Linked DNA regions of Homo sapiens: region 2 is linked to region 1. The links are chromatin loops, found by intact Hi-C in ENCODE. Cell type or tissue: PC-9. All regions are shown on one strand. Links, peaks and the distances in the headings refer to the core of each region. The heading gives the core; the rest is flanking DNA. Region 1 overlaps ADAM12 (ADAM metallopeptidase domain 12). Region 2 overlaps ADAM12 (ADAM metallopeptidase domain 12).

Evidence for each region. Peaks named below come from ENCODE experiments on the same cell type or tissue, not always from the same donor. Only the 100,000 strongest peaks of a DNase experiment are listed, where the experiment ranks them.
Region 2: a loop joins it to region 1, with 11 times the contacts of the local background. A loop is called at or near these places in 6 of 110 quality-filtered maps.

What each region holds. Positions count from the first base shown.
Region 1 is chr10:126,194,511-126,203,680 of GRCh38, forward strand. All of the region lies in intron 3 of ADAM12 (ADAM metallopeptidase domain 12), which reads right to left. Among named protein-coding and RNA genes, the nearest start is that of ADAM12, 190 kb to the right of the region's middle. RefSeq lists a silencer at 5,921-6,101. In PC-9, for the core only: no CTCF peak of the experiment used is centred there; a DNase peak (open chromatin) is centred at 4,901; H3K27ac peaks cover 2,355 bases.
Region 2 is chr10:126,248,213-126,257,382 of GRCh38, forward strand. All of the region lies in intron 3 of ADAM12 (ADAM metallopeptidase domain 12), which reads right to left. Among named protein-coding and RNA genes, the nearest start is that of ADAM12, 140 kb to the right of the region's middle. RefSeq lists an enhancer at 1-161. In PC-9, for the core only: no CTCF peak of the experiment used is centred there; no DNase peak of the experiment used is centred there; H3K27ac peaks cover 49 bases.

The sequences.
Region 1 (9,170 bases), core at 479-8,478:
GAGACCCCTGGTGTTGACTTACAATATTTTTATCCCAATAGTATTTAAATGTATGCAAGAATAAAATGAAATATAAATGTATGTGTATAACACACCAATCAAAACAAATTCACAAATGAAATACAGAGTAAATTACCAACCCAAGACCACTCAATTGAAGGATATTAATTCAGCCTAATGGGTAATGTGGTTTTGTGGAAGCAAAATTGCTCATTCAGAGCTTCAGGGTAGAAAGTTGCAACCCTGGTTCTGGGTCTGCAGTGAATGTTTCTGTATTTGCCTGTAATCGTACCCTTGTATAATGTCTGTTGACATACGTATGTAACACAGAATGCTAGGAACATCTTCAAAACTTTGTCTCAACGGGATAATCAGACCTCATGTGGCCCCCAAAATTCTGCTGGCAGGCAACGCTTGAATGCCTATGGCAGTGAGGTAGAATTTGATAGTCTTGTTACTTTAAGCTAAGGTCGCATGATTGTAGTATTAAAAAATCTGCACTAATTACGTATCTGCCTTAAATATTGTTCTCCTTTATATGTAGAATCTTAAAAAGTTAACTCTTAAAAGCAGAGCTTACCAGGGGTGGAGGGCTTGGGGGTGGAGAGATGTGGGTCAAAGGACACAAAATTTCGGTTAGGAGGAATAAGTTCAAGATCTACTGTGCAATATGGTAACTACAGTTAATACCAGTGTATCACATTCTGGAAAATTGCTAAAAGAATAGATTTTAAGTGTTCTCACCACATACACACAAAAATGTGTGAAATAATACATATGTTGGTCAGGTGTGGTGGCTCATGTGTATAATCCCAGCACCTTGGGAGGCCCAGGTGGGTGGATCACCTCAGATCAGGGGTTCGAGATTGGCTTGGCCAACATGGTGAAACCCCATCTCTACTAAAAATAGAAAAATTAGCCAGGTGTGGTGGTGTGTGCTTGTAATCCCAGCTACTCGGGAAGTTGAGACAGGAGAATCGCTTGAACCCGGGAGGCAGAGGTTGCAGTGAGCCAAATCGCACCATTGCACTCCAGCCTGGGCAATAAGAGCAAAACTCCATCCCCCACCCAAAAAACAAGAACAAAAACAAAAACCAACATACGTTAATTAGACCAGTTAAGCCCTTCAACAATATATACATATTTCAAAACAACATGTATATGATATATATGATTCTTAAATTTTTCAATAAAAAATACAATTTTAAAAATCTGCATTATGTATCAATCTTAAATATTGTTGAATTCTTAGACACCATTTTTAAATGTGACTACTCTATTTATATGATACAATTTATATGATAAACTTGGGAACTGATATCTAAAAGACAGGGGTCCATGAAACTGTTAAGTTACCTAAAACTTGGAAATAAGGTGAAAAGCTCACTATGTCTGCTTTCAAAGTAAAACCCGATCACCGTCTCACAAGCTGGCCTAGAATGCATCTAAGTGGGGCAGGGGTTAGCGGATGGCCTCCAGGGGCCTGTTTCTTATAAAGTTTTATAGGAATGCAGCTACTTAACGTGTTGCTTATGGCAGCTTTTGTGTTGTGGCAAAAAGAGTGGGGTAACTGCAACAGAGACTGCATGGTCTGCAAAGTCTGAGATGTTTAATAACTGGCCCTTCACAGAAAACGTTTGTAGACCCTCATTCTAGGGGATGCTATTTGGGTTGATTTACCATTTGCTATTGATTAGGGACCTGATTCTGTAAAGTTAGATGTTAACTTGCAGAAGACTGAGAAATGGCAAGTGATATCTGTCAGGCAGAAAAGATAAAGCGCTAAAGTGATGGTTTCATTGCCTGGAAGAACATGAGCCGGTTCTGGATGTGAGCTAGCAGGCTTCTCTCAACCTTCCTTGTTCTCCCTGAGCCTGCTTTGGCATCCTGCTGGTTCCCTCATCAATCAGCTGCATAAACCTTTGACAGATGCTCACTATAGGTTTATGTGAGAGCCATGGCTTTAACTTTCTGAAGTTTGTGCTTTGACATAACTTATTTGTCTACATTTGATTGAAGACACATTTACTGAGCAACTCTGATTGGCTCAATGACCTACTGGGCCCCTTCTATGTCGCTGAGTCATGTTGGATGCTAGGTGGGATACAAGAGTGGGTAAGAACTGGGGTTGACAGAAAATAACTCATCCACTCAAATAACTACAATACATAATACACGTGCTCAGAAATAAATTTGTGTAGTAAAAGTCATAGTTCATGGTAACTGCCTGATTAGTTATAGTTAGTTGCTGGTGGGTGAGATTATGAATACTTAAAGATTTCCTCCTTTCCTTTCTGTAATTTTCTGTAAGGAGCATCTGTTGCTTCTTGTAAAATAAAAAAAAAGTGGGGAATTTGATTTTAACTTTTCAAAAATGTCAGTCAGGGAAAATCAGGGAATGTCGTTTGGCTTCAGTGGGAGACTAGGGGACAAAGGAAAAATTCAGATAGGGCAGGGGATCTAGGGTATAGAGGCCTTGGAAGCCGGGCTGACAAATTTGACCCATCATTTTGGGTAAGAGGGAGCTGCTGTGGCTTTAAGATGGGAAGAAGAGAAAGAAGTAGAAATCTGCCGTGCAATCCAGACCTGAGATAAAGAAGACACGGTCCCAGGTGGAGGCAGGGGTGGTGTGGAAGACATGGCTAGGTGAGGAGCTATTTGTAAAGACAGACTTAGAGATGACGAAGCAAAGATGAGCTGGTTGGAAAGGGCACTGACTAGGGCCCCTACAGGGAGTGACAAGGCATCTTTTGGACAAAGTCCATTGGTGAACTCTGGAAGAAGCCAGCTGCATCTGATCTGTCCTCGAATCCCTGAGGCCGAGCCTGGTGCCCAGAACATAGAACAAGCTCGGGATACATGTCCCAGGCTTGAGCGGAAGGGAGGCAAGTTGAGGGTTTTGGTGATGCAGCCTGGAGGCTGTGCACCACAGGAGGTCCACAGCAAGACTGTGAGTGACCCTGTGGGAGAGGACAGTCGTGTGCTTCCCTCCTGGGGTTGCAGAGGAAGCACAACCAAGCCAGGAGTCCGAAGAGGAGCAGCACAAAGATGGAATGGAAGTCAGGGAATTTCTCATTGCTGGGAACTAAATGACTGATTTAAGGAAGGCCGGATGGTTGAGCATCTGAGGACACAGAGGTAAGCCTGAGAAACAGACCTGGGTTTGGCATGCAGGAGCCTGCCTGGCTGCATTTGGTATTTATATATCACTGGTGCCCAACAAATAGTCAATGAATTTGGAGGCTGAAGTAAAGATACTTAGGTGGCCATGTGACAGAGAGAAGTGATGCTGGTAGGGACATCTTTGGGAAGGGAGGGAGGTTATGAGTGGAGAAGAAGCAAGAAAATGCTTCACAGGCCTGAAAGCCCCAGACAGCGGGTGGTACGTGGAAGGCCTAAGTCTCCACCACGCATGGGGTGACATCACCTCCGTGAACTGCAGGAATGGGAGAGGGAAGGGACTGGGGCTTCAATGTGAAATTACAGTTCTTCATTCCACACAAAGACATGTGTTCCAAATTAACATCACTGTTTCCTAAGAAGCGTGAAGATGCAAACCAGGTATCTCCTCATGGGTTGGGGCTGGTGTTCAGTCAAGATGGACAGCCACTACGGGCCTTGCTCTCCTCCCTTGAGTCCACGGCCCTCCCTGGAAAGCCCCCTGTGGGAGGTGCAGATGCAGGACAGGAGAGGGGTCAGTCACCGTTGCAGACGCCCATGCTCTCCGGCATCAGTAGACACATTTCAAAGACTGAATCTCAACCCTGCCATGGCAGAGGGGAGGTCACGCTATCAGGAAGGTCTGTACCTTTTTCTGGTCTAATGAAGTGTAAGACGACAGAATTTACACAACCAGGAGAGAGACCAGAAGGGCCCGGCAAGTCTCATCACCCACATGCTGGATTTGTCTCCAGCTCCTGGAGCCATTGGGAGGGGCCATATGTTCTGCATTTCACCGGCTCTTGCAGTGAAATATTTGCTATCTGGTTTGTGGACGCAAAATGTGCAACCAGGGCCAGTGTAGCCTTTAGCTCGTGTGAATCCTGCAGCTTCTGTTTCTGGGCCTGAAGACAGAGATCCAGCACCTCCCCTGCTGCTCCTACCCAGCTGTGGGTGCCGGGGATCTCTGCCTGCACCTCTGGATGAGGCTGAGTGCCTGGCACGCATCCTTGCAAAGCAAATGAACAACCATTACAAACAGACTCAGTTTTCATCTCAAGGTAGGTCTGTGCTTAAACCTGACAATATGCTCTTTCCATTTTATTTTTCTTTAAACCCCACCAAATTTCATGTGTATTTATGAATATACTGTTACTGCCAAATTCCTGGCACTTTATTCATATTAGAAACTCCCAGCTGTGGTGAGAAAAGAGGAGAACATTTTTCAAGAGGGGAAGAAATGACTTTTCCCAGTATATCAGAAATATGTCCCATTTTATTACCACTATCTGATATCAAAGAGTAAGGAAGGTAGGCTTGAGCAGAAGGCCTGTAGATTCCAGAAATTTCTTTCAGGGCATCTGTGTCTTTTTATGGTGAGCTTTGTGCTTTTGGGGCCCTAGGAATAAGGAATTTAAGTTATGTAGTCAAGTCCTCAGTCTCACTTTAAAACTACCTGCTTACCAGGTTGAAGACCCCAATAAGTTTAGACTAACCACCTGAATGAAGGTTTCGTTTGGGGCAATTATCTAGATGATTCAGTAAAGTGTAAGAAAAAGTGATTTCAAAGCCTTGGACAATGACAGGAGGATGAGGCAACCCAGCCCTGCTGAAAACTTATCCACCTAATCACCATCGAGATCAGCGGGCCTGACCATCCCGCTGAAATGGCCGGTGTTCATTTCAAGTCATGCCAACAATCATATCTGCTTGCAGTGCATGAGTCATTTTAGGCATAACGGCCACCAGCCAATTTCAACGACTACCCATGACTCAGCCATATTGTCAAGTTCGCAGCCCCTCCTGGCCTCCAGCTAATGCGTTGGGATTCTACCGCAGAAACGCTCCCATAAACCTCTGCTCATCAAGTGTCATCAGCCCCATGCATCATGTGACCCTGTCTGTGGGAAGCTGCTGCTGCTTCCCAGAGTGTGTCTCGGACCGTCTTACACATCTAAACAAAACCAGGTTTTCATTTTTAGACTTCAGTGAGTTATTTTACTAAATCAGAGAAAAATAAACATTTAGAATTACAAATGGAATACATATAAAGTTTCTGTACATGTCAGTAATATTCCCTGATAATGAAAGAATAAGGATGCATTCTTTTAAAATAAGTCATCCTATCCCTGTCTCTCTAGCTAATTGAGATTGTGCATGACCTTGAGAAAGGCATTAAGGTTTGTTCTATTAACAAACATAGACAGTGTGCACCTGATCAAAGCAATGCTTTTTGGTCAAATGATTGACTAACAAAAACAAAAGCCCACTGGCACAAAATACAGGCACTCAATGGGGTCTTCCACACGCACCATGACCTATGTATATAGTCCATCAACAGAAGGAAGGACAGTGACTTACACACTAGTTACCAGACAATTACCACCTACGAGATGCTCTTTAATATTCACTGTTCTATTAATTAGAATATTCTATGAATTGGTATTTCCATGCAGGGTCTGACCTGGGCCACATAATGAGGTGGAACAGGTGCAAGCTGTTAAGGTTGGCAAGAAGTGCAGCTCACACGGGGACTGGATGGTCTGAGGGCACTAGGAGGGAGCAGGAAGGACTCCAGACTTCCTAGGTCTTCAGTTAACTCAATGGTTTTTGTCTTTGAAAATGGAGTAACAGATTAATAACCATGACATTGATCCCCAAACACGATCAGATGCCTTCAAGTATGGTCTCAAGGCTCAGGAAGTTTATGCTCTAATTATGAAAATGAAATTGAACAGTAACCAACACCAATAAAAGCAGGAGCATTTGGAGGTTAAAAACCAGAATTTTGGAGTCAGAAAAATCAGCACGACTCCTGTCTCCATCTCCCACTACTTGGTGAGATCTTGGGCAAGGGATTTGCCTCCCTCAGCCTCAGCATCTTAATCGACAACACCACGATATAATGGTTCCCACACTGTGGAGCTGCCGTGGGGTGCCAATAAGATAATGTGTGCAAAGAGCTCAGTTACGGTGCCCAGTGAACTCTCCAGGAACGTTAGCTATTTATGGCAAGAGCAACATCAGCAGCAACAAAGCACCAGATGAGAAGCTCTAAATGGTTCAGAATGTTCAAAGGAGAGAGGATTCTCAATAGGTTGGAGTCTCCAAGACTCTAGAGAAAGAGCCCAGGATGTGGTTTGAGATGGACGTTGGAGAGTTGTTAGGACTTAGATTTTGTGTACGTGATGGGGGCAGGGTGGTGGTGGTGGTTAAATCAAAGCAACAGAGATGCTGTAAGCAAAGGCACAGATATTGTAAATGGCACATGGAATGTTCTAGAAACAGTAGACCAGTCTGGGCAGGGCATAAATTTCTCATATGGGAGGTAATAGGACGTGATCCTAGAAAGGTGGGGTTGTCCAGGCTGGAAAAGAGTATGAGCATCAGGCTAAAGTAGTCAGAATTTCTTCCACAGGCCAAATGGTTATTGAACAACGGAGTGAGAAAAAGGGATCATTTGAGAAAGGATAACATGATGTGTGCCGTGGGTTGAACCGTCCTTCCAAAAAGATACGTTTAACTCCTACTTCCCGGCACCTGTGATGGTGACTTTATTTAAAAATAGGTTCTTTGCAGACGTAACCAAGCTAAGTTGAGGTCATACTGGAGTAGTGTGGGCCTTACAAGGAGAGGGAAATTTGAACACAGGCACGCAGAGAGGAGGCTGCCATGAGACGAAACAGAGATACAGAAGAGAAACAGGGGAAAAGGCCAAGTGACAAGGGAGGCAGAGACTGGAGTGTTGTTGCCACGAGCCAAAAACGCCAGGGAACCCCAGGCAAGCACCAGAAGCTGGAAGAGGCGAGGAAGGGTTCCTCCCAGAGCCTTGGGAGGGAACGTGGCCCTGCCAGAAGTCACAAGTCCTGGATTTAGGATTTCTGCCTTCCAGAGCTGCGAGAGACCGAGTTTCTGTTGTTTGAAGCCACTCAGTTTGTGGTGCTTCATTACAGCAGCCCTGGGAGATGGGGAACTGGCAATGTACAGGGAAGACATGATGTAGTCACCAGATGAGAGAGTGGTGGTGACAAGGAACAGAGCTGAGAAGCCATTCTTAGAGTGGATCAAAGACCTGGAGATACAACGGTGAAATGAAGAAAGAAAAAGGGAAGTGGTAAGAACCCAGAGAACCGAGGTGCTCCCATTGATAGAAAGAAAGACCAGGCAGAAACAAAAACAGAGAGGTGTTGGCTCTGAGCAAGACCTTCTACCTCGAGCAGAGAGGCCTGCCCCAGAGAGAGGCAGCAGGCTAGTTCAGCAACGTTGTCGTTCACATAAAGAACGTCCAGGGAAAGAATGGGCGGGCCTTCTTTTTGCAAGGTCAGAGCTCGTCCAGTGGAAAGGCTCTGGGGCTGCAACGCACAGGATGTACAGCACCAGTGCCAGGCCTCCTTGTCCACTTCCATTCACTCTTGTCTTAATGCCTTGGCAATTAAAACTTCCAAACATCTCAGTCGATTCTTCTTCCACTGTGGCTGGAGATCCACCCCATGTGGGGAAGTTCTACTCCGAAACTTATTCCCATGGGTTTCTAGCTATTAGTACCTGTGGAAAACTTTTGCTTTATTTCAAGATCTTTAGAAAAATAAACAGGGCATACCATAATTGTTGGTTAATTTGTTTTCAGTTAATTGATTCCAGATTTCAGCCTTTCTGACTATTACCACTTTTACCTTTTTCAGCCTATCCTTAAGTTCACTGAACTGTAATTTTGTATAAATTTAATGACTATCCAATGACATTACGAAGTCTGAAAATCTTGCTTTTGTATCTTGAGGTGTCCTACCCTGTAATCCGAGGGTTTGAAAAACCCCAAAATGCTCTACTACTTCTCTCTCTCTCTCTCTCTCTCTTTAACCAGAAGAAGATAAAGGTCACTCTGCAGTCAGAATAATTGCTGCAGTGGATTGAAGATATTTTTAAAAACTTTCTCTCAAAATTACAGATTTAAGATGACAACGAAAGTAAAATTGCAGTTGAACTCCAAAGCAAAACCTTCAACTAAAAATACAAACTACTCACAACGTACAATTTTGCCGGGGCCAAGAGGCAAAAGAGCTTCATATCAACAGAATTCTCATAATCTCTGAGTGTCTACAGAACTCAAGTGGCTTCAAGTTGTATAAAGTCCCCAAATCACTGCAGGTTCGCAGACGTACGTGTCTCTGAAATGCTCTAACATTTTTCCGAAGGTCAAAGTGAGACTCGATCTTTAAACCACCGAAAGAAAAAAATGTCTCCTTTCAAGACTTTTTATTTCACATTGAAATTAAAAATTAAAATTAAAAAGTTTCACATTGTTGCAGATAGTAGAATACAGGGGAAATTGTGTACAAAGTTCCATACTGGCTCCTTTTAACTGGACATCTTTTGTGAAAGTTCAGGTGCCCAACTAGTTGTCATCAGCGAAGGAGTAAGGAAGGAAGAATGAATTATGGAGACAGCGATGGTCAGGTTTTTAATTCAGTAAAAACCACAAAAAACCTTTATTTCTAAACTGAAAGTTTCTTACCTTAATAACTAATCAGAGTGTACATTTTATTTAATCTATAGGGATTGTAGTAGTAATTTCCTATAAGAAACTAGAAAGTATTCTTTATTTGACATGCATATTAATATGTCTATGCCTTCCTACCAACACCTATTGGAAAGAATTATAGTCTGAAGGAGAAGAAATAGCTTGGTTCAGTTGTTACTAAAATCATATTTAAGGTAAATATTGCAACAGACGTTTTATTTTATAAAAAGCAAGTATAGTGAAATTCCTGTGTGGAATGGAGGTGCTTCAGCCAAGAAAAATTATGTTTTACACATTTCAGACGTTCTTTTTGAATAAATATAGAAGCATAAACACGCAGAAATACAGAAGTCAGGAAGAAAAATGATTTGGGCATAAACTCTATCAAAGCATCAAATACCATTTTACTGAAGAGCTGTTCAATTTTTAGATAAGAAATCATGTTTCACAAACATACCCTAAATACCCTTTGCTTATCTGACAGGATCTGATC
Region 2 (9,170 bases), core at 302-8,301, 54 kb after region 1:
CTTTCCAGGGTGATGCCGACTTCACATGTCAGGAATTTGTCTAGGTACTCGGAATGAACAAATGAACTCGGAAATGAGCAAAACTTGCAAGGCCCCCGCCCCTGATATGAGAGCACTTAGCACAGAGCCTGGCATATAACAAACAACCATTTTTGTCTCTCCTTAGGCTTCTGACTCTCAACCAGGACACACAACTGCCACTAAGTCATGGCTGGGCCCTCCCAAACACAGGCCTTGCCACCCCTCGAGGCAACGTGACTTTTGTTTTAGAGCTGATTGTGCTGCTTTGGCTTCTCACTGGTCTGTTCTCGTCCTTGGTGGCCAAACAGATGTCTCTGCCATGTGACAGGTTCATCAACAAGCAAACACATTTCAGTACTCTTGACAATTATCGAATGCATACCATGAGCTAGGTATTGTTTTAGGAGCCTCACAGGTATGTATGTATGTATGTATGTATGTATGTATGTATGTATTTATTTATTTATTTATTTATTTATTTATTTATTTATTTTGAGACAGAGTCTCTGTCGCCCAGGCTGAAGTGCAGTGGTGCGACCTTGGCTCACTGTAACCTCCGCCTCCTGGGTTCAAGTGATTCTCCTGCCTCAGCCTCCCGAGTAGCTGGGACTACAGACAGGCGCCATCGTACCTGGCTAATTTTTGTATTTTTAGTAGAGATGGGTTTTCATGATGTTGGTCAGGCTGGTCTCGAACTCCTGACCTCAAGTGATCTGCCCCGTTCGGCCTCCTGAAGTGCTGGGATTACAGGCATGAGCCACCATGTCTGGCCTTCGCAAGTATTTACCTATTTCATTTCCAGAACCAACTATAGAGTAAAATTATTATCCTTACTTTACAGTTGGAGGAAACTGAGGCACAGAGAAATTAAGTACTCTACCTGAGGCCACACAGCTTATGTTTCTCCTAAGTCTTGCCTCCTCTAGGCTAAAATGTTCTCATCCTCTCTTTCTAATTAACTCTGGAAGATATTTTTTATTCTGTAATCAATTTCCCCTACTAAAATGTAGCCACACAGCTAATGGCCAATAGAATCCAATGCAAACACTCTACTCTCCACTACCTCTAGACCACAAAGAGGGCAGTCTAGGTGGGGGTTGGTGGTGATGGGGAGTGCATTTATGTCTGTGAGGGGAAGCAGACGCCTTACAAATTAGCCAAAGTGCCTTAGAAAACCAACACCAGGCGGGGCGCCATGGCTCATGCCTGTAATCCCAGCACTTCGGGAGGCCGAGGCGGGAGGATCACGAGGTCAGGAGATCAAGACCATCCTGGCTAACACCGTGAAACCCGTCTCTAGTAAAAATACAAAAAATTAGCCGCGTGTGGTGGCGGGCGCCTGTGCCTGTAGTCTCAGCTACTTGGGAGGCTGAGGCAGGAGAATGGCGTCAACCCGGGAGGCGGAGCTTGCAGTGAGCCGAGATCACGCCACTGCACTCCAGTCTGCCAGACTCCGTCTCAAAAAAAAGAAAAACAAAAAGAAAACTGACACCAACATGCAGCCCTTGCCTGCAATGTAATTTAAATTGCAGGAATTCTGATTTAGAATTCATGGCTGAATTTGCTTTTCTTCTTTTCTTGAGTTCATCTAGCACTTTGTTACATGCATAAGACATACAGACCCACTTCCCTGACTGCTCATTATTGGAGCACACACCATGGTCCTCTGTCAAGCTGCAAATTCCTTAAAGGGAGAACTGGGTCTTAGTATCCTCACTACTTAGCACAGGGACTCATACACAATAAGTAGGCCACTGATAAACACTGGCTAGAAGAAAAAGAAAGGGGAAAGAAAAGGAGTAAGCAAAAATCTGGTGCATGGCTAGATTCCCCTTCCACCAAAGCAAGACTCCAACCCATCCGGGACTACCACAGAAAGCTGCAAGCCAGGGCATACCGACCGCAAGGCCCTTCAAAGTCCTCGCATGAGGTTTCTTCCCCCAGCATAATCCCAGAGTATATAAACAGGGACTCAAGGACTCAATAAACCCAACAAATATCCCTCCAGAGCTGACACTCACTGGGGCCCACCTTTACTTAAATAAACTAACATTTATAGATAAGATTTGAGAACAAACAGTGCTCTCTAAGATAAACCACTGGGGACAAACCAGGCTGACATTTTGTTCACATGTTTATTGGGAGGGAAGGAGTGTGTGAGCGTGTGTGTGTGTAGTCAAGTTTACCATATGCCTAATAATGAACATTTTTAGGCAGGGAATATTCTGACCTGGCCCTGCTCGTTTATCGTATCTTAAGTTTCTCTCAAGCCTTTAAAAATAATTTTTAATCCATCAAGACTCTTACATGTAAACAACATTTTTCTGATTATTTTTTTGTGGCTTGGGGAATTAAAACAAGGAACCGCAATGGGGACAAAACACTTCTTGGGATTCTGAAGCCATCATTAGCTTTACATTGTTAACCGAAATTTTTGTTGAGACCATTGTAGATTCACATGTGTTTATTAAGAAATAATACAGGGAAAATCTCTGTCCACCTTGCCCAATTTCCTCCAGTGGAAAGATTTTGCAAGCCTCTAGTGTAATTTCACAACCAGGATATTGACACTGATACAGTCCAACAATCTTATTCGTATTTCTAATTTTTATTACACTCATTTATGTGTATGCATCATTAGCTTTTTATTTGGAATAGTTTACATTATTGATCTGCTATCAGCCATTCCAATTTATAATTGTTAATATGCAACGGCTGATTTTTCAGCTCTTATGATGTACTAGGCATGGTGCTAAGAACTTGACACACATGATGTTAATCAATCCCCATAAGATTCTTGCTTCTTTCTTCTGGGAATAGAAACTCTGCCTCTCTCACTGGCTCACATCAAAGTGGCTTGTTCTCCTCTGGCCAAGGGGTAGGAACATGACCAGATGACACAAGGACAGTCCTTGGCAGACCCTGCTGAGCGTGTCCATCGGTTCTTTTTCCAAGATCCCCAAGTGGTCTGGTCCTCGACCTTTCTGAGACCTGGTTCGTTGTGCTTTCCTCCAGTTCCTTCCTAAACATTTCCTCTCTGCTTAAGTCAGCAGTGTGCATTTGTCTTGCCTGCAATCAAAGAAACCTGTCCAGAGAGTGGGTAGCATGTTATTATTCTTTATTTAGATGAGGAAGCAGGCTTAAAGAAGTTAAAGAACTTGCCCAAGGTCACTGTCTTGGTCAAAATTCTCCAGAGAAACAGAACCAATAGGATAGATGGATGGATGGATGGGATGGATGGGATGGACAGATGGAATCGATGCGATGGATGGGATGAATGGATGGGATGGACAGGATGGATAGATGGATGGATAGGATAGATGGGTGGGATGGATGGGATGGATGGATGAACGGACAGGATGGATAGGATGGATGGATGCATGGATAGATGAATGGATGGGATGATGGGATGGATGGGATGGATAGGAAGGATGGATGGATGGGATGGAGAGGATGGATGGGATGGATGGATAGGATGGATGGATAGGATGGGATGGATGGATATGATGGATAGATTGGATGGATGGATGGGATGATGGGATGAATGGATTGGATGGATGGATGGGATGGATACATGAATTGATGGGATGGATAGGATAGATGGATGAATGGGTGGGATGGATAGGACAGATGGATGGATGGGATGGATGCAATGGATGGATGGGATGGATAGGATGGATGGATGGGATGGATAGGATGGATGGATGGGATGATGGGATGGATAGAATGGATAGATGGTTGGATGAACAGGATTGATGGATGGATGGGATGGATAAATGGATGGATGGATTGGGTGGGATGGATAGATTGGATGGATGGATGAGATGGATGATGGATGGGATGAATGGATTAGATGGATGGGATGGATTGGATGGATGGATGGGATGGATGGATGGATGGACAGGATGGATGGGTGGATGGATGGGATGGATGGATGATGGATGGACTCAATGGATGGGATGGATGAGATGGATGGATTAGATGGATGGATGGATTAGATGGATGGATTGGACTGATGGATGGGATGGATGTATTGGAGAATGGATTAGATAGATGGATGGAATGGATGGGATGGATGGATGGATGGGAGAGGATTAATTATGGGAATTGGCTCATGCAGTTATGAAGAATAAGAAGGCCCATGATACGCTGTCTGCAAGCTGGAAAACTGGGGAAGTTGGTGGCATATCTCAGTCCAAGTTCAAAGGCCCGAACACCAAGGGAGCTGATGATGTAACTCTGTCTAAGGCCAAAGGTCTGAGGACCTGGGAGGCCAGAGTCTAAAGGCTGGAGACCTGGAGTTCTGATGTTCAACCAAGGGCAGGAGAAGATGAGTGTCCCAGCTCCAGAAGAGAAAGTGGGCAAATTCACTTTTCCTCTATTTTTGTTCTATCCAGGCCCTCAACTGACTGGATGGTGCCCACCCACATTGGGTTACGGGGGATCTTTCTTACTCAGTTCACCAATTCAAATGCTGATCTCTTCCAGAAACACCCTCCTCATGGATACATCCATACATAATGCTTTACCCGCTTTCTCGGTGTCTGTTAACCCAGTCAAGTTGACACCTAAATTAACCACCACAGTCACACAGCTATGAAGTGGTAGAACAGGGACACTGAGCAGGTTGCCTGGGTGCAGAGCTGATGCCTTAGCCCTGGCATACTGCCTCCTGCTCCTTGTAGAAAGGGACAAAGGTGGCACTTGCAACTTCATGGTCTTCTTTGGAATTTCTCTGGATGATTTTTCAACCATGCTCTGATATGTGCTCTCGAAACCCTGAAGTGACGTTCTATTATAGCTACTGTCACATAACAGGACATACCTGTTTAGGACTGTGGTTCACATTCCTGATGCCATTCCAGAAGGACTGTGCCAAAATATGCTTAGCACTCACTGATTTGAAGTATTCTTCCAAACCCACCCTTCCCTGAACCTCTCCCTGCAGGGTCCAGCACAGGAAATGGTTTCTGACCACTCTTGACATTTACTGCAATTTTTTTTTTTAAGACCGAAAGCGTGAGCATGCATATATTACACTTTCAAGTCACCATGATGCATTTCTCCAGCATTAGCTTGTGCTTTTACAACTGGTCTTCATCAAAGGTTTTTCATCTGCTCGCCAATGTGGCATGTGTCCTAATGACTCATGATGAGGAGTCGTTCCTTTTAGCATGATTTATGCTCGCTTATCATTCTCTTGTTCTCCAGAGGGGAAAGCTGCTCTACTGAATGAGCTCAGCCCACATAGAAATAGCCACTAAGCAGCTGTCTCTTCATGTTAAGAAAACTAGCTAATGGCAGTGTCCACGAATCATCCCACTTGAAGATTAGAACAAGACATCTGCTTCTCGTGTGGCAGAGCTTGGGCTAAGAGGGGGAACACCCACCCCCCAGAGAAAACCCTGCTCCTCTGACAGCTCCTGGACTCACTTTGCTTGAGCAGATCTTTGTGGGTTGGGTGGGGGGAGGGCTTCTGCTCTCCTCCTCATACTGTCCCACTCTTCCTCCCAGAGGGCTTGTAGGGACCAGGGCAGAGCCTGGGATAAGCAGGGAATGAGATGCGGTTCTTGCCTGGCCTGAGCTGGCACAGGCTCCATGAGAGAAGCCTCAAGGATGAGTGAGGTGAGCCCTAAGCCCTCCCCGTTTCTCTTCACTGGCAGGCCTGCCATGCCCCATCCTGTACCTGGAGTTGAGCAATTACAGCACAGGATGCTGAAGGCCAGACTTCCAGGGCGCTATGTCTCTGCCGGCTCACCCAGCCCAGTGCTATCTTCAGTCAGAGCCATTCAGTGGCCATCCTCCAAGGTCCTATGGCCCCTCTGCTACCCTTCCCCAGTCCCCTCCTGGGCAGCACTGTCCATCTTCCCAGCTCATCCCTTCCTTTCCCTTGGGAGGCTCCGGAGGTGTGTTCAGCTCTCAGCCATTAGAACAGGTTTGTAGCTTGGGGTCTGCAGGCAGCCTCCCTGGGTCTGCAGCCAGCTCTGGCACCTATCAGCTGCGTGACCTGGTGGGAGTCATTTGATAGGGCTGTGCCTCAGTTTCCTTGGCTGGAAGACAAGGACAGTAATGGCACATACCTTATAGGGTTGATGTGAGGAATAAACAAGATAATGCAGGTGAAAATGCCAAGCGCAAGTCATGTGCTCCCTCTGTGTCAGCTGTCGGCATTGTCACTGGCTCCAGGAAGAACCTGCGGTCTGGTCAGCTTCACCCCAGCAAGAGCAACTGACAACACTTCCTTCTCAGGATGCAGTCTTGGCCTCTTCCCCTGCGGATGCTCTCCTCATCTCCTCTTGCCTTGCTCACAGAGTCCACCTGCACAGGTGTGTTACTCAGCGTCAATTCCACACCCGGTCCAGGCGGGAGGCCCTTTCCTTGGCCCTCCTGAACTGCTGTTCTTCCTTCCTTCCTTCCCTAGGATCCAGAGCATCCATGGAGCCACCACCGTAGTGAGGACAAAGGCCACTGACCGCTCTGCTCACATGCTCCCAGGCCTCCTCTGAACTGTGCAACAGTCGCCATCGCTGGGGAGGCCCCTCTGTTTTGCAGGGGTTTCTTCACCTGTTCAGAAATTGCTTCAAGACAATAGGACTTAAGAGTGTACTGACAGCCTGGAACTGTCATTAGAACCATTAAAACGTCATCTCTCTTGACATAAACCATAATTAAGACAATTAGGGCACCATCTCTCTTCCCTGACATCAGTCCCCCTTTACAAACCACAGAAGTCTCATGTTCTGGCCATAGTTCGCCCCGGTCACCAGCCCCCGGTGGCATTTGGACAGGGGCCACCCTCGGAGCACGGCTTTCCTGCACCCGAAGTGGGGTCAGCTTGGACAGCTTTGGGGCATTCCTGTCGTGAGCCCATCTGCTGACTTGTCCTGCAATGCCACCCTCTGTGGGTTCCACACTAGCAGTCCCAGCTCCCAGTGGTGTCGCCGGCCAGCTGGCACTCAGGCTGATGTCAGGTGGTGATAAGTACAGGTTTCTTCCTGTCTTCCTTTTGCTACACTCAATGAAAGTTTGTGAGGCCTGAGAACTGAACAGACTCAGGTTTTGACTTACTTTGGGAAGTAAGAAACTGCTCCTTTTGTACCTCAAAAAGAAGCCTCAGGTGTGTGGCAATCTCAGATGGTGTCCCGAGTCCAGCTCTCGTTCGCATTCAGTCCCAGCTTCCTCCCCACGGCTCCACCTCACACACTCACCCTTAGAACGCAGCCCCTTCATGGCAGGAGGACTAGGAGGGTCCAATAAGGCAGTTTAAACATTGATGATGTCATCATGGCCATACTATTAAATTTTGTAAAAAGCAAACAGCAAAGGTTTCCAGGAAAACTGATTTTTAAATCCTAGCATTAAACAAAATAGTACAACCTCGCTTTATACTAATATCAAAACACACTTCCTCCTGCCCACGGAGGGTCCCTCCTGATGGGGACTTCGTCTTACCTTTCTTTGAATCCCCAACAAAGCACCTGGCTCCATGAGGGTTGTCTCCAGGACAACTGAATGATACTCTGAAGGGGGGATGGCAAAGCTAACTGGCCCCATTGCAGCTAGTCTCAGAGATGTCTGCACAGAGGCAGCAGACAGCCGAGGCACACGCCTGGTCATTATGGTGTTATCCTTCCCTCGCCTCTACCGGAGCCAGATCCAGCTAGTGCAGGCTGTCCAAGGGCCTTCGGCATCAGGAACGGTGCAGGGAAGGAGGTGGGTGCCCATGGGCATCTCGTCAGGGCACTTACCACCCAGCCAAAGGAATATCTTCACTCGCCCACCACGGCTGGTAGTTAGGACCAGCCAAGTCTGCCACGGTGGTGCTCAACCCTGTTGCTTCTGCAGATCACCTGGGACACTTAAGAAAAATACTTATGTCCAGGTAAAAGTAAATCAAATCACCCCCCTACCTGGCAACTTTGGTTTTTGCTCCAGGTGATTCTAATGTCCAAGCAGAACGAAAGCCATTGGTCTAAGATCTACCAATCACATTGTATGAATGAACGCTTAGTTTGTGAATGAATGGGTAAACATGAATGCAGAGTCCTATGGCTCTGTAACAGTAGAAGGCCAATGTATTAGGAAACAACTCTGGGTTTATGACCTGGACCCTTTGTTTTAGTTTCTAACTCTACCAACAACTACGGGATCTTGGGCAAGTGTCTAAACCTCCCTGCTCTTCCAGTCTCCATCTGTAAAATGGGTGACGTGGCCACAGTGATCTCTGAGGTCCCTTCATTCCCTCTGCATTGATAGAGGTTCTACTACCTTGAGCCGTCGCTGTGTGTCAGACTCTGGTCTGGGAGGTGGGGATTCAGCCCTGGGGCCTTCAGGAGCTTACCTTCCAGCAGACATCCTCACTTCCATCTACTTCCACTTAGAAAGTCTACAAATCCAGGAGTCTACTTCATTTATCTGGACAATAGCCCAGTGCAGAGAAGCAGAGACTATACCAACTAAAAAGCAGAGGAACTGGAGAAAATTTTCCCTGAATCACTCTGGAGGGCTTCAAAAGAATGGAGACAGATGAGATAGGAGCCCTAGAGGATGGGGAGATAGTAGGTTTATCCAGAAATCTCTTTTATATTAACACCAACATTGCAAAGGCTGGTTCTTTAAGTACTATATTGCATATATATTCCTAAGAAATACTGTTCCTGCACCTTTGGATGGGAATAATAATAATAATGATGATGATGATGATGATGATGGAGGGACTTCTGTGGTTTTGCAGCTTTTCATATTTTGCAGAGCATTTGACCATCCACTCTTAGCAGTAGCCCACCCACTGGCCACCTGGGGGCTCCCCAGTCCACTTCTGCATCCTGCATAAGGCCTGCAGTGCCCACTCTCAGCCCCTTCCTCCCTGAACACTGACACCACCTGTATGTGTACTGCCAGCCTGGATTCCCTTTCACTTGACAGCAACCACCTAACCCTACATGTGCTCTGCAAAACACAATGACACACACAGTTACCCTCCAAAGACAGTACCGGGAAGGAATGATGTCAGGCAGTGATGTCCTAAAGCCCAGACACCAGGTATGCCCAATCCTCACCAAAACACCTAAGTAGCCCTGGAACGTGCACATGGTCTTCTGTTCTGCGATCAAAATGTTCCATTTGTATTGAGATGGCCTCTTCGCTGC